Regions from separate parts of the Homo sapiens genome. Here region 1 is linked to region 2. Evidence: read pairs that join two places in POLR2A ChIA-PET (ENCODE). Cell type or tissue: PC-9. All regions are shown on one strand. Each heading gives the region's core, and the rest is flanking DNA. Links, peaks and the distances in the headings are about the cores only. Region 1 overlaps LOC124909390 (a long non-coding RNA gene). Region 2 overlaps ADAMTS9 (ADAM metallopeptidase with thrombospondin type 1 motif 9).

Region 1 (8,496 bases), core at 1,639-5,638, 480 kb after region 2:
ACAGAACTCCAATTCTTAGAAGATATGTAACGTACAAAGCTATAGGTTGTTACACTACAACCCTAACAATTCTGGATAGAACAGTCCGAACAAAAACCAAAAAAACACCTCCGCATACCAAGTCAGGAGTCTCAGTCTTAAAAGACAGCACCCACTCCCAATACAGGAAAACAGCCAAAAAAAAAAAAAAAAAAAGCCACTGTGTTTCCATACGACCAACGTTTTCCTGATGTCAGGTAACTGAGACCTTCACACTACACTCAGCCCTACACCTACCTTACTGCTTCTCACCGTAGACTAGTCTGCTGGCCCCGCATCTCAAAACCCCGGCTCCACCTATAGTGGCCCATACCTTTCCCTATTTTAGTGGTGCTTAGTGACAGCTCGCATCTGGTTTTTCCCTCAGCAAAGGCAACTGCAGCTCACTGCTGAGAATATTACTAAAGCAAATAATTCATTTAGCCCAAACCTAATAATCCCTCCTCAAAACTCAGAGAATATGAAAAAGAATTGCCCCTTCTAGTTCCCTCGGCATTATGGGAACAAGCAAGACTTTCATTTACTTCAGCAGTCCATATGTTTGAAGGTCAAACAACACCTGGGTATTTCTTTGAAATGAACTAATTGAGCCTGGATGATTTAGAGTTAGTCTTGCTGAAAGACTCACTGGATCTCCAATGGTAACCCAAAACCTGCTTTTGAAAACTCTGGATTCCTCCAACCCCAGCTTTATCAAATGGCAAAGAATATTTGATGCTGTTCAAAGATTAAGGCCTGGATCAAACTGAGTAAAAAGAAAGAGAAAGGATTGCTTTCAAACTACTATGAAAAAGAGCCTTGGCCCCAGGTGTTCAGAGTGGTAAAGAAATCAGAGCCAGCCAAAGGGAAATCAGGCAGAGGGCCTAGAAAGGAATAGTTTTCAAATGCTAAGTGTGCATAGAGAGCAACTGGGAGGCATCTTGACAATGCAGGCTTCCCACCTGGTTTTTCCCTTGTATTCCTCCCCACTTCCTTTTTTTTTTTTTTTTTTTTTTGAGACAGGGTCTCGTTTGGTCACCCAGGCTGGAGTGCGGTGGCACAACCATAGCTCACTGCAGTTTCAACCTCTTGGGCTCAAACAATCCTCCCACCTCAGCCTCCCAAATAGCTGGGACTACAGGTGTGTGCCACCATGCCCAGCTAATTTTTGTAATTTTTTTTTGTGGAGACGAGGTTTCTCCTTTCCCAAGCCTAAACTCCTGAGCTCAAGTAATCCACTTGCTTTGGCTTCTTAAAGTGCTGGGATTACAGGCGTCATATGGTTTGGCTGTGTCCCCACCCAAATCTCATCTTGAATTGTAGCTCCCATAATTCCCATGTGTTGTAGGAGGGACCTGGTGGGAGATACTTGATTCATGGGGGCAGTTTCCCCCATAGTGTTCATGTGGTAGTGAATAAGTGTGGTAGTGAATTCATGTGGTAGTGAATAAGTCTCATGAGATCCAACGATTTTATAAGGGGAATCCCCTTTTGCCTCACTTCTCTCTTGCCTGCCACCATGTAAGATATGCCTTTCACCTTCTCCCATGATTGTGAGGCTTCCCCAGCCACGTGTAACTGTGAGTCCATTAAACCTCTTTTTCTTTATAAATTACCCAGTCTCGGATATGTCTTTATCAGCAGCATGAAAATGGTCTAATAAAAGGTGTGAGCCACTGCTCTCAGCACTGTTCCCCTTTTAGCTAGTTTTCATGGAAACCTCGTTCATAGGAACACACCAAATTAACACATACAGAGACCAGTTTGATTCAGATTGGGAGAAACGCATCGACTTCACCTAATTGTTTGCATCACATGCTGCCATGAACACCAATTGGTTAGTTTGGTTTATGTCAGGTGACTTCTATCTGAAAGCCAAAGGTGGTCTCAAGGTGGAAAATCCCCTCTTTGCCTATTGGTCCTCCAGTTTCACAAACACATAGGACCTTGTATTTGTCTGTATCGTTTTCACTGGCACTGTGGTGAAGTATTTCCCCATTGGACTATTAATATCTTATTCTGCACTTGACTGTGAACTTCATGTGGATCCCTGCCCATCTTGGTCATAACTGCATTAATAACTGAATAAATCATAACTGAATTATTAATAGTCATAACTGAATTAATAAACGAATGGCATTAGAAACCAGTGACTGGGCTAACAAGAGCTCTCTGGGGCAAATACATTGGGTGATACATAATTTTTTTAAAAAATGGAGAAAATGTACAACCATTTATTTTCATCTTATAATTTTAAAATGTACATATTTACCAAGAATTATACTGTTTGGTTTCAACCACACTCAACCATTATGATTGAGGGAGAGTATGGAAACTGAAATAATAACAATAGAGTATAATAATAATAATGCTCAGAGCTAAGATTTATGAAGGACTTGTGTGTCTGGCCCTGTGCTAGGTTTTGCTTATGTATTACCTCATATAATTGCCTCAACCAGTCTATGAGGTAGGTATCTCCACTTTACAAAATGAGGGGACTGGGAGCTGCCCATGAGGATTCCAATATGCCTGTGCTCTCAAACAGTATGCAGAGACTATACAGGAAGGTTCATTCATTCATTCATTCAACAAATATCTGAGTATGTACTATTACTATCCTAGAACAAAATAGTGCAGATAATAAACAAAAACACATACCATCTCAATTCTTTTGGTGTTTATAGTATAGTAGGGGAGATAGATGTTAATCAATAACCACACAAAAATGACAAATACACAGCTGTTTTAAGTGTTATAAAGGAGCAATATATATCATTAGGAGAAATTGGTCCTAGGCAGCTTTATTGAGCTGAGACCTGAGGGAGGAGTAGATGTTAACCAGAGAAGGAGAAGAAGGAGAAGTGTTCAAGGAAAAAGGAAGAGCTGTGCAAAGGCCCTGTGGTAGGAGGAAATGTATGCTTGATGAGGGAATAAAAGCAAGCTATGAGAGTCTGGAACGTGAGAGCAAGAGACTGTATATAGCCAGAAAGGTAGGTGGGCCCTAGAGCAGTGGTTTTCAGACTTGAGTATATACATCAGAATCACTTGGAAGGCTTGTGAAAACACAATCTGTTGGACCCCTTCCCCAGAGTTTCTGACTCAGCAGATCTAAAGTGAGACGTAAGATGTTGAATTTCAAAACACACTACTGGGTGATGCTGATGGATTCCAAGACTACACTTTGAGAACCACTGCCCTAGACTAGGTAGCACCTGGTGAGCTATGGGGCCGATTTCTGACTGTGTCCTAAGAAGAATGAAAAATAATGGGAGGATTCTAAGCTCGGGAGTGACATGATGCAATTTACATTTTGAAAAATGCAGGGTAGAGACAAGATGGTAGAGAGGCCAGGGTGGATGCAGGTAGATCAGCCCAAGGGTAAGCTGCAGTGCTCAGAAAAGACACCACTGTGGCATGGCCTAAGGTGATGGCCAAGGAGGTAGACAGAGGTAGGTGGATTCAAGAGAGATTTAGTCGGTGAAATCAGTAGAACTTGGTGATGAATAAGGGGGTTAAGGGAGAGATTAGCTGTTTGGCTTCTGCGTGAGCAAGTAGACAGAACAGTGGTGTTGTTCAGCGAGAGAGACCCTGGAAGAGGACCAGGCCTGGGAGAGAAGATCATGAGCTCAGTCCTGGACATGCTGAACGCAAGGTACCTTCAAGGCATTCAAAAGATGGTAAGTAGACAGTTGATATATGGGTCTGGAGTTAAGGGCAAGATCAAGACTGGAGATAAAACCATGAGTCATCTGAGTATATATGCAACTTGAAACCACAGGGGTGGATGAGATCACTGGGTAGAGAAATTAGAGTAAGAAGAGAGGGCCTAGGACCTCCAACAGCTAATGGCTGGGTAAAAGAAAAAGAACCTACAAAGGAGGACAAGGAACACTAGGAAAATAAACAGAGAGAATTGTGCCCAGAAATCAGGGAAAGGGAAGAAACAGTAGGCAATAGTACCAGTGATGCTCAGATGACAACTAAGATGAAGACTAAAGAATGTCTGTTTAGGAATGTGGAGGTAACCATGGTGAGAGGTAATTTGGTGAAGAAGGAGAGGAGAAGTTGGGAGTTTAGCAATGTGGAGGTAACCATGGTGAGAGGTAATTTGGTGAAGAAGCAGAGGAGAAGTTGGGACTAGGCCACCACTGACATTGGGGGAAGAGAGTGTTTAATCTCCAACCTTCACTTAGTATTATTTTCAATATCCTTCCCTCCCAGTTATAGCCCAAACACGTTATTTTCCCTCCCTATTCACTGCCAAATGAATCAGAAGTTCACTCTCCTTTTTTTTTTTTACCTCCCACTTACTCTTCCTGCAACTCTAATTTGAATTATGGCCTACGAATATTTTTACTAAATATTACAATTTATCTATTTTTTATTTGTTTCAACACACAGAAGAGTTGCAAAAATTTACCTGCTCTTAACAAGAAACATATCATCTCTGATTTGTCACTAAAGGAGATCTCAAGAATATGAGGCTGTAGGTCCTGATCTTATTTCTCTCACTGGCCAATTAACTTTGCAGAATGGGCAATCATGGGACTATTTACTGACTAGACCAGAGTAATGTAAAGGCAATGTAAAGTTAAAGATCTCACAAGTCCTTTACTTATGTGAGAAGTCTGCCTAAGTGGGAAAACAATTTACTTTTCTAGTGCAAATCACTCTCTGCTCGACAGCAAATTTAGAATCTGGAATTCAGAGCCGGTTAAATCAGGACACAAACCTTGGATTTGTAAATTTCCACTGGTGCAAACTTGGACAAGATACTCAATATCTCTGAGGCTTATTTTTTAATTTATGATTTAAAAAGCATAACAATACATACCTTAAAATATAGTTGTAAAGTATTAACTGCTCAGCATACTTTGTGTTAAACAATTCCATTATAACAGAGTCACTCTAGTGGTGCTCAAGCAACCACAAAGGAGAATAAGAAACAGTCATACAAGAAAGCATGTTTTCTAAATAATATCCTTAAATCCTGAATAATTTGTTTGGGCTTTTCTATATTAGCCCCTTTAAAACACTTTTAAATCTATTACACTTTCAAATTCATTCACCATGAATTGTGCCCTCTTCAACCATTATTGAACTCATCCAAAAAGGGGTTTGTTGAAGGTGCTTTTCAAAATTCAATACTCATTTCAGGTAAACGTTTATTTTTTAAAACAATTTTTAATTAAGTAAAATTAAATACTCCAAAGTTTTTACTATTTAATTTCTGTTTAAATAAAAATAAGAAATCAGGTGGTTATAAAACAAGAGAGAAATACATGAATGGAACTAGTTGATTTAATTTAGCGTTGTGCAAATAAAACAACCATATGAAAAAAACAGCAAGGAAATCATGGCCTAACACAGTTCCCTAGGGAAAAGAAGCAGAATAGACAATGGAAATGTATACCATTCATTCATTTTTTCATTCATTAAATCAGTTCTGAATACTTAGTAAAAGGCCCAGGGCTAGGATCAAAACCAAAATAAATAGCTTTCGTTGTTGATTTTGAATTTCCATCTTGCCAGGTACAGCCTTGACTCATTGTTGAAAGTAGTTGTAGAGCCAGCAGGTTGGATGCCAAGGAGAAGAGAAGAGGTGTGCTTTATGTATGGGTTCCATGGAGCTCCACTGGCACAATCAGTTAGTGCACGGTCCTTACATGTATGGATTCTCTGCAATTTGCTACAAGAAAAACAAATAATTACTGCATCAAAATTTCCACATTGAGTTTACCTGCCTATGTCCAAGCCAACGGCAAGAGAAATGCCATTCAGAAAAAGTTCTCCATCCAGTAGCATCATTGATCAACTCACCAAAATAGTAATAATACTAATGATGACCACGATGATGATTGTGATGGTGATGTTATGAGTCTTTACCTAGTATTTAAAAGCAATGCACATGTATTTACCTGTGTTATCTCTTTCTCCCTGGCAAAAACCTCAGGGTAGGAAGACTATTATAATCTCCATTTTGTAGACAAGGAAACTGAAGATAGGATAGGTTAAGGAATTTGTTCAAGGTCACACCAGTATAAGTGGAAGGATAAGACCTAAAAGTATTTTTTCTATGGTGTTGCTCCCATTTTAAAATTAAATTGCTTTTGGCTCCAAAATAAATATCCCAATTTGTAGATTTTTAAAATTCTATATCCTTATTTGCTCTACCAAAGGACTCTTTGATGGTCATAATAATCGCTACAAATCAGGGTTAAAACTACATTTCTCCCCCCAGCGTACCCCCTTTTCTGATCTACTCAGCAAAGCAGCTCAGTTTTCATCCTAGAAAACTAGCCTTCCCCAACACCTCTCCTGGCAGGGAAGCCCCATCTGATAGACCCTTGAGCGCTTTCTGTAAATTAATCACTCTGGATCCTGAAGCTCAGCAAAACTTTCTTAGTCTAACCCAAGAGCAGTAACTATTTCTCGCACCAAAAGAATGCTCTCCCTCACTGCCATAAAGGCCTCTGAGAATAGCCAAAAGGAAATGGCAGGACTGCTATTTACTCTGAGGTCATCTATAGCACTGGTGGCCTGTAGACCTGAGCAGAAAGGATATTCCTTCATTGGGGTAAGATTTTCTAGCCACAGACTTTTTGTTTTTTTGTGACAATTTTTTTTTCAAGGACAGTATCATCTTCTTTAAGGAAGTTTTTGCCTTTCATGGGTCATTTCGAATTTTTGCTGAGACACAGCCTTGGCTAGCTCAGCATCAGATCCCTGTACCATCTGGGGGGTTATTTTTTAAATATAAGATCTAATCATTTTATGCTAAGGGGCTATATTCTTTGTGAAATTCTAAAGGCCAGTAAAACCACAAAGATCCTACTTTTCATTCAGCATAGGTTGCTGTGTCTTTAAACCAAAGGTATTCCTAGTTCGAAATGGAATAAACTTTTGAGAGCACTTATTATATTCAGCCTCTGTGCTTAAAGGTAATATATATAAACTATTGCTTTTATAATCCCTACACGAACTCTTGAATGTGAGAATTATTGTGAATTCCATTTTACTGATGAGAGCATGGTTAAGTAACTTGCTCCAAATATTGACAATTTTTGAAGCTAGTGATGGGTACACAGAAGATCACTGAGTTATTTTCTCTAATTTTGTTTATGTTTAAAATTGTTGATAATACGATGTTGTCATTGTTGTTGCTTTTATAGTAACTTTCCAGAAGACCCCTAGTTCATGAGTAGAGTCTGGGGTTTTAAACCCAAATCTATTAGCCTGCAAAGCCCAAGCTCTTAAACATGACCATACTGTTGAATATTGCCCAGTTGACAGTTTTAGCCAACGTCTACCTGATGCCAAAACAGCTTCCTAGAAAACCAAAACCCAAACCAAAGTCAGTCTATTTGATGTACTCAGCAGCAGGCAACCATCCTGAAATGATTCTTAGATCAAAATTCTTGAGTATATCGAATTACAAAAAGCATTTTCTTGGTGAAAATACCTAATTTTCAGAGTAATCAAAGCTGCATCCTTACCACCAATAAGCTTTATTTATTTAGCATACCATTTGTGGTCTAAACAACCTCCCTTTAATGGGTATGTCAGGCCCAAGAACAGCAAAGATGGCATCTGGATGCAATCTCAACATAAAATGAGCATCACATTTACTGTTTCCTGGTTATTTAGCCCTCAGCATGGAAATCCATCTTAAACAATGACTGGGGGATCTTTGAGCCTTGGTCTACATGATCTTTTTATTAAACACCTAACCAGCAATATGCAGCTCGTGTTTCTGTAACTGATCACTATTGCTTTTATGGCTTTATTCTCTTGTTTATTAACGCGACACATAAAATATACTTGTTTTCTAAGTGAAAGCAACACATTTATTTTCTCCTGGTAAAATCTTACAAGACCCTGTGATACATCCTGCCATCCTTGAATATTGGGAAAGCAGGCTTAAGATTTATCCTGACACCAAATCTCTCATCATAATTATGAACAATTTCTAGCTCCAACTATTGGAGACTTTACCCCCATGCCTTGCCACTTCATTTTATCTTTGCGGAAACATGAGATTTCTCCCTCTTGCCAAAGTTTGGTTTAAGTGGACCTCAGACTTGCCTGAGGGATAGTTTCTGGAGAAGCATGGAGTTCTGGGAAGCCTCAGCCATCTCTCAGGGGAAAAGCGTTGCTTAGTTTGTAAAAAGAAAAAAGAGAAACTTCTCTGCAGAGCTTAAGAACATAAGCTGAACTGGGGGAAAGGCTGTTGGGGTGTGTTCTTATCACAAAAATGGCTTATTCAGATAATACTTCTCAGCAGAGACCCCTATGGTATTTAAACAGAAGGAAAGCATTTTGATGCACTGAAGACGCTGATAAAGAAGCCATACAACAGCCATTTCCTTGGCCAAATCCGTTATTCTATAAACATCCACACCAGATATAAATAATTTAAATATTGAAAAAATATAAAAAGCCTATCTACCTACCTCTTGCTAAAATAAATTACTAAAA
Region 2 (8,496 bases), core at 3,879-7,878:
TTATCTGCATGCTGGTCAGGTCTATTCTGATTTTCTGAAAACTGGAAAACCCAGCGGCCGTGTAATCCTTCCGACATTGGCAGTCATCGCGCCGGCTCCCGTTATAGGGACATTCTGTTGGGTTGTGTAACCTAAATTATACAGAGAATGTTCTGGTAAGGATGGGAAAGCATTTCCAGGGATCTCCAGGCCTCTGAGATCTTCTGAGCCTGGCTCTCCTACCTGTGCCCATAAACCTCGGAGAAATTCTCAGAGTCTCCATGCACCAGTGTCACGTACTCTTTGGGGTGGTCAGAGTGCATCCCCGCACAGAATATCTGAAAGACCATAAATAACCCATGAAGAGTGGCTCAGAAATGAGGTAATGAGAGCGGTGATCACTCACTCTAAAAACATTCTTGAAATAATGACTGGTGTCTGACATTCACCTTCAGAAGCTTTCCTCTAATCATCAGGAAATATTCACCATCTTCACTGGCACCTTTAAGTCTTTTTACCTCCTTGCAATTCTGGGGTAACTCACCTAGAAAACACCAATCACAAAAAATAGGGTGTGATGATCCGAGATGTGAATTATCTGCCTATAGAATGAATGACATTGTTCGCACTAAAACTTTTTAGCAAAGCGAATGATTTCCTTCAGAAAAAATTCTATATTTCTAAAAAGGGCAGGCAATCAAATGAACAAAGACATCCTGTTCTTCATGCTAAAGAAAGATAACTTCAGTTGGCCAACTTACAGTTATAGACATTACGGCAGGTTTTTCGTTCTTCTGGCTTCAGATCAGTGTGGCATAAGTGGCTGGGTTGGTCCTCATTGGTTAAACATTGCACAGATCTCTGCATCACTCCAACACCACAAGACACTGAGCACTGTAAGACAAATGAGAGTCAGCGGTGTGGCTATGGAATGTGGGAGGCATAGGCTTCTGGTGGTGTGGAGCTCAGAGCCCTGATGTCATCATGTACAGGGTGTCACTTCAGACCCTGTGTCGCTGAATACAAAAAGCTGACATTTACTGAGCACTTACTATGGGCCAGTCCCTGTGGTAAGCTTTATAGATTCATGTTCATGCATTTATACAAACATATATATGTATAAAACACTTATATGTGTAATTTTACACACACACACACACACACATAATTTTTTCATTTAAGCCTCACAGTACCCCTATGAGATAGTATTACCATTATCTTATTTTTACAGGTGGGAGATTGGGGCTCAAATTTAAGGAATTTGTTCAAGGTCATAGTGGAGCCAGGATTCAAACCCTAACTGCTTCCAAGTCGTTATACACTTTTGCCTGATCACTTTTCATTTCTTTCTTTCTTTTTTTTTTTTTTGAGACAGAGTTTTGCTCTTGTTGCCTAGGCCGGAGTGCAATGGCACAATCACAGCTCACGGCAATCTCCGCCTCCCAGGTTCAAGCGATTCTCCTGCCTCAGACTCCCGAGTATCTGGGACTACAGGCACGCACCACCTCGCCCAACAAATTTTTGTATTTTATTAAAGCAGTGTGTAGAGGGAAATATATAGTACTAAATGCCCACAAGAGAAAGCAGGAAAGATCTAAAATTGACACCCTGACATCACAATTGAAAGAACTAGAGAAGCAAGAACAAACACATTCAAAAGCTAGCAGAAGGCAAGAAATAACTAAGATCAGAGCAGAACTGAAGGAGATAGAGACACAAAAAGCCCTTCAAAAAATCAATGAATCCAGGAGCCGGTTTTTTGAAAAGATCAACAAAATTGATAGACCACTAGCAAGACTAATAAAGAAGAAAAGAGAGAAGAATCAAATAGACACAATAAAAAATGATAAAGGGAATATCACCACCAATCCCACAGAAATACAAACTACCATCAGAGAACACTATAAACACCTCTATGCAAATAAACTAGAAAATCTAGAAGGAATGGATAAATTCCTGGACACATACACCCTCCCAAGATTAAACCAGAAAGAAGTTGAATCCCTGAATAGACCAATAACAGGCTCTGAAATTGAGGCAATAATTAATAGCCTACCAACCAAAAAAAGTCCAGGACCAGACAGATTCACAGCCGAATTCTACCAGAGGTACAAACAAGAGCTGGTACCATATCCTTCTGAAACTATTCCAATCAATAGAAAAAGAGGGAATCCTCCCTAACACATTTTATGAGGCCAGCATCATTCTGATACCAAAGCCTGGCAGAGACACAACAAAAAAAGAGAATTTTAGACCAATATCCCTGATGAACATCGATGCAAAAATCCTTCATAAAATACTGGCAAACCGAATCCAGCAGCACATCAAAAAGCTTATCCACCATGATCAAGTTGGCTTCATCCCTGGGATGCAAGGCTGGTTCAACATATGCAAATCAATAAACGTAATCCATCATACGAACAGAACCAAACACAAAAACCATATGATTATCTCAATAGATGCAGAAAAGGCCTTCAACAAAATTCAACAGCACTTCATGCTAAAAACTCTCAATAAATTAGGTATTGATGGGACATATCTCAAAATAATAAGAGCTATATATGACAAACCCACAGCCAATATCATACTGAATGGGCAAAAACTGGAAGCATTCCCTTTGAAAATTGGCACAAGACAGGGATGCCCCCTCTCACCACTCCTATTCAACATAGTGTTGGAAGTTCTGGCCAGGGCAATCAGGCAGGAGAAAGAAATAAAGGGTATTCAATCAGGAAAAGAGGAAGTCCAATTGTCCCTCTTTGCAGATGACATGATTGTATATTTAGAAAACCCCATCGTCTCAGCCCAAAATCTCCTTAAGCTGATAAGCAACTTCAGCAAAGTCTCCGGATACAAATACAATGTGCAAAAATCACAAGCATTCTTATACACCAATAACAGACAAACAGCCAAATCATGAGTGAATTCCCATTCACAATTGCTTCAAAGAGAATAAAATACCTAGGAATCCAACTTACAAGGGATGTGAAGGACCTCTTCAAGGAGAACTACAAACCACTGCTCAACGAAATAAAAGAGGACACAAACAAATGGAAGAACATTCCATGCTCATGGATAGGAAGAATCAATATCATGAACATGGCCATACTGCCCAAGGTAATTTAAAGATTCAATGCCATCCCCATCAAGCTACCAATGCCTTTCTTCACAGAATTGGGAAAAACTACTTTAAAGTTCATATGGAACCAAAAAAGAGCCTGCATTGCCACGACAATCCTAAGCCGAAAGAACAAAGCTGGAGGCATCATGCTACCTGACTTCACACTATACTACAGGCTACAGTAACCAAAACAGCATGCTACTGGTACCAAAATAGAGACATAGACCAATGGAACAGAACAGAGCTCTCAGAAATAACACCACACATCTACAACCATCTGACCTTTGACAAACCTGACAAAAACAAGAAATGGGGAAAGGATTCCCTATTTAATAAATGGTGCTGGGAAAACTGGCTAGCCATATGTAGAAAGCTGAAACTGGATCCCTTCCTTATATCTGATACAAAAATTAATTCAAGATGGATTAAAGACTTAAATGTTAGACCTAAAACCATAAAAACCCTAGAAGAAAACCTAGGCAATACCATTCAGGACATAGGCATGGGCAAGGACTTCATGACTAAAACACCAAAATCAATGGCAACAAAAGCCAAAATAGACAAACAGGATCTAATTAAACTAAAGAGCTTCTGCACAGCAAAAGAAACTACCATCAGAGTGAACAGGCAACCTACAGAATGGGAGAAAATTTTTACAATCTACCCATCTGACAAAGGGCTAATATCCAGAATCTATGAAGAACTTACACAAATTTACAAGAAAAAATCAACCCCATCAACAAGTGGGCGATGGATATGAACAGACACTTCTCAAAAGAAGACATTTATGCAGCCAAAAGACACATGAAAAAATGCTCATCACTGGCCATCAGAGAAAGGCAAATCAAAACCACAATGAGATACCATCTCACACCAGTTAGAATGGCGATTATTAAAAAGTCAGGGAACAACAGGTGCTGGAGAGGATGTGGAGAAATAAGAGCGCTTTTCCACTGTTGGTGGGACTGTAAACTAGTTCAACCATTGTGGAAGACAGTGTGGCTATTCCTCAAGGATCTAGAACGAGAAATACCATTTGACCCAGCCATCCCATTACTGGGCATATACCCAAAGGATTATAAATCATGCTGCTATAAAGACACATGCACACGTATGTTTATTGTGGCACTATTCACAATAGCAAAGACTTGGAACTAACCCACATGTCCACCAATGATAGACTGCACTAAGAAAATGTGGCACATATACACCATGGAGTACTATGCAGCCATAAAAAAGGATGAGTTCATGTCCTTTGTAGGGACATGGATGAAACTGGGAACCATCATTCTCAGCAAACTATCACAAGGACAGAAAACCAAACACTGCATGTTCTCACTCATAGGTGGGAACTGAACAATGAGAACACTTGGACACAGGGTGGGGAACATCACATACCGGGGCCTGTCATGGAGTTGGGGGCAGGGGGACGGATAGCATTAGGAGATACACCTAATATAAATGACGAGTTAATAGGTGCAGCACACCAACATGGCACATGTATACATATGTAACATACCTGCACTTTGTATACATGTACCCTAGAACTTAAAGTATAATAATAAAAAAATTATATTTTAAGTAGAGACAGGATGTCACCATGTTGGCCAGGCTGGTCTCGATCTGCTGACCTCATGGTCCGCCGACCATGGCCTCTCAAAGTGCTGGGATTACAGGTGTGAGCTACCATGCCTGGCTGCCTGACAACTTTTCAAGACTGAGAGCTGCCTGGTCCAGAGCCAGGGGGCTGTGACAGTCTTCCAGGGCAGTCCCAATTTAAAATATTCTGCCTTGTTGTATCCCAGTGCAATGAAGTATTTCTTACATAGAAGCACTAGAACATACAGACTTCTTAACAACATAAGCAACAATAACTACTCCTTCTGTAACTCTTATGAGTATCAGATTTTAAGCATTTTTTTAAAACAAATTTGCAGTAAAATATATATAAAACATTTGCCATTATAACCTAAGTGCTTTTTATATATAGGCTGAGTATCCCTTATTGGAAGTGCTGGGGACCAGCAGTATTTTGCATTTAAGATTTTTTTTTTTTCAGATTTGGAATACTTGCAGTATTACTAGTTGGATATTCCTAATCTGAGCATCTGAAACTCAAGATGCTCCAAGGAACATTTCATTATGGTGTCATATCGACACTAAAAAATGTTTGGATTTTATAGCATTTTGGATTTTGGATTTCTGGATTAGGGATGCTCAATCTGTGTAAACTCATTTCATCTTCACAACTACCAGTTTTGCAGATGAGAAAACTGAGACACAAAGGTTATGCAACTTGCCCAAGGTTGTTCACCTGGGAAGTGGCAGAACCAGGGTTCAGATCCAGACTGTCTGGCTTCAGAGCCCATGTTCTAAGCACAAAGCCACTTTGGTAAACAGAAAGAAGTCCCTTTGATCCCTGTTAGCCCATTTCAAGTTGCTAACTCCAGGGTTTCTCCTGGAAGTAGAGTTACTAAGGAGAGCGGGTTAGGCAGGACATGTTTAAGACGGGGTTGAGATCCAAGGGCTTTCAGATTTGAGTGCTCAGTCTTCTACTTACGCTCCCCCAGTTGCCAACTCTCCAGGTGGCCGAGACAGGGCAGTCCCTCAGGTAACAGGGGTGAACACTGGGGGGCTGCGTGCCTGGGCAGTTGATGGTGGTTTGGTAGCTGTATTCATAATTCTCCTTCCCGGTGTAAATCTCGCTGCACGAGACAAGCCTTTGTTTGTAGCCTTTTCCACAGGTCACTGAGCACTGCAAAGACAGGGATTGAGAGGAGAGGTTCGAGCAGTTCCTGGGGGCAGCCCACAATAGGCCCCTGACCTCCACACCAAGCGCTGACCGTGTGACTATGCTGCAGAAAGCTCCCACTTCATTAGCTTATTTATTCATTTCAAGTGGCAGGCCCTGAGCGCACAGGAGACAGGCAACCCTACAGGGTGCCTCTGGGATCTGGTGCTTCCACTGGCATCTTCTCAGCCCCCACTGCAGGTGGGGTTGCCTCAAACCCCTTCTGGAGGTTTCGAAGGGAGGAGGAGGGGGAGGTGCTCCAGCTGTCATTCATTCAGTTTGCATCTTCAGCCCAACTGCACAGGTTGGCAAACTGCTCTTTTCTAAAGCTATGATGACCACCAAATTGGGAAGGGAAGAGGAGACAGCAGCAGCTGACCCGTGAGTCGGCATTTTGAGTGTGAAATCCAAGCACTGAGCCAACGGGGACTCTGGGACTGTTTTCCTTCCCTCCGTGGTGCTGTTGGCTTTCCTACCTGCCCTCCATTTAATTTCTTTCTCCTATCTCTCTCCCTGGCTATAGATTTTTTTTTTTTTTTTTTGAGACTGTGTCTCACTCTGTTGTCCAGGCTGGAGTGCAGTGACATGATCTCCGCTCAATGAAACCTCCGTCTCCCAGGTTCAAGTGATTCTCATGCCTCAGCCTCCCAAGTAGTTGGGATTACAGGTGTGTGCCACCACACCCAGCTAGGCTATAGATGTTGACTGGCATGTTACCTTTCTGCTTTTCTACCTCTTGCTCTATATCACGCCCTCATCTGTACTCTTTTATCCTAAGTCTATGGCATTTAAACATACTCTACCAATACAGAAATGCAGAAGAAATACACATCGTTATAGTGTCCCAACTTTCAACCTCCTTAGCTAAGTTTTTTTTTTTATCATTTTCTATATAAAAAATAAAACAGAGTTACAATTAATTTAGTTTTGATGATATTTTTAGGCAACAGCATCAAATAACTGGTCATCTTTTGTAAATGTGCTTCATAAACTTGGGGTAGAGTGCCGGTATTCTCTAGACTTACGGTTCTTGGGTGAGGGTGGGATAAATACCCCAAAACAGTATGCCACATGTGGTGTGTTATGCTTTTTCTGGGGTGAGGGACCACAGCTTTCATCAATTCTCAAGGGCAGTGAGAAGCCACAGTGTCTGCTCTGCCCTAATGTCTCCTGCTGCTTTTAGTCACATAGTTTTCTTCTCCTGCAACTTTTCCAGGGAAAAGGCTCTCCTTGAAGAAATCCCAGAGGCAGGAGAGAACAAGTCCAGCTAGAGGCACGCAGAGCATCCCTAGGCCTTCCCTTCCAGTTGGCTCGAGACATAGAAATGCTCTGTGTACATTTCTTCCTTCTTTGGCTGCTGCTGTTCAAATGTTTGAAGGCCAAGTTGACGCCAGGCCAGGAAAGTGTAAGGCCAGCCCGGGGTGTTTCATGCAGATGGCTAACAAACTCTGTCCAAGCTGTGGGTAATCTTAGTGTCTGACCCAGTGTTGCATGCATTGACAACAGTCCATACTAACTTAAACAAAGTTGTGCATTTGAGAGGGGCAAGGAATGAGACTCTTGACCCCTACAAACCAGGAGCAAAAGTCGTCCCCTGGCTATTTATGTGGGGGGGAGCCCAGTGGGAGACAGGCATTTGCTGATGGAACTGAGCCCCAAATATGGTCAGGCTAAACACAGAGGCCTCCACATCTCTATAAAGAAGCTGGCAAGAACAGATGCTCTCAGCTAGCTGATATCAGCATTGTGAAAATGTTGACTGCTGCTGGTTTCCTCAAACCATTTCAGAGAGAAACTCATACTGTAGACTCTGCATGCCTTGGTGTATGTGCTTGGTTCCACATGAGCACGTATTACTTTTCTAAATTGAAAATAACAGCAAAGCAAAACAATAAGACTGTGGGCTCCCTGCATGAGCTGTACACTTCAGGCCCTGCTAGAAAATGCATGTGTCAATCAGGACTGACAGAGCTCTTCTTTGCCAGTCTAGCTCGGGCCTCCGCCAATTCAGGTGGAGTAGAGCTCAGAGAAAAACACACAAAGAAGCCTCCAGGTAATAGAGGTCCCAGAGAGAAGGCATGTCTTCTTTTCTAGAGAGGATGCTGGTGCCAGTCCCTTTCGGCCCCTCTCCCCTCATTGCAGGTTTCCTTCCCTGTGGTCCCTGTATCTGTGCTAAATACTGTTTCCAGCCCTGTAGTTGTTGCCCATAAATTTGCAGACTTTTCAATTCATGATACACCTGCAAATTTACAGAAATGTGGAAGGCTTCCTTTTTTCTTTTCAATCTTCTCCCTGTTTCATCTTTTGGGGGTTATGGTTATATTAAAGCTATAGGAGTAATATGACTCAAGTCCCATAATAAAAGTGCTACACAAGAGATAAGCTAAGATGAAGATGTCAATCTTGGCCAGGTGAAAGGTGAGATCCCCCTGCGTTGGGATCTGGATGGGTTGGAACCTATGCCTCAAACCCAATATCAAGAACTATTCTGAACACTCATTTGGATTCCACATGTTCCTGGCTGGCCAAGAGCAAATCAATGTCGTAAAGATCAGAACCATGTCTCCTCTTCACTCTCTAAGGGCATGCGGTACTACTCAGGGCA

Evidence for each region. Peaks named below come from ENCODE experiments on the same cell type or tissue, not always from the same donor. Only the 100,000 strongest peaks of a DNase experiment are listed, where the experiment ranks them.
Region 1: POLR2A ChIA-PET joins it to region 2 with 5 read pairs; 2 of 35 experiments call an interaction of 5 or more read pairs at or near these places.

The regions. Positions count from the first base shown.
Region 1 is chr3:65,027,301-65,035,796 of GRCh38, forward strand. It overlaps LOC124909390 (a long non-coding RNA gene), which reads right to left. Exons shown (of 2, transcript XR_007095950.1): 2 at 5,167-5,707. Among named protein-coding and RNA genes, the nearest start is that of LINC02040, 140 kb to the right of the region's middle. In PC-9, for the core only: no CTCF peak of the experiment used is centred there; a DNase peak (open chromatin) is centred at 3,751.
Region 2 is chr3:64,541,098-64,549,593 of GRCh38, forward strand. ADAMTS9 (ADAM metallopeptidase with thrombospondin type 1 motif 9) reads right to left here. Exons shown (of 40, transcript NM_182920.2): 32 at 5,661-5,855; 33 at 741-873; 34 at 429-523; 35 at 223-317; 36 at 1-131. Among named protein-coding and RNA genes, the nearest start is that of ADAMTS9-AS1, 16 kb to the right of the region's middle. RefSeq lists an enhancer at 1-913. In PC-9, for the core only: no CTCF peak of the experiment used is centred there; no DNase peak of the experiment used is centred there.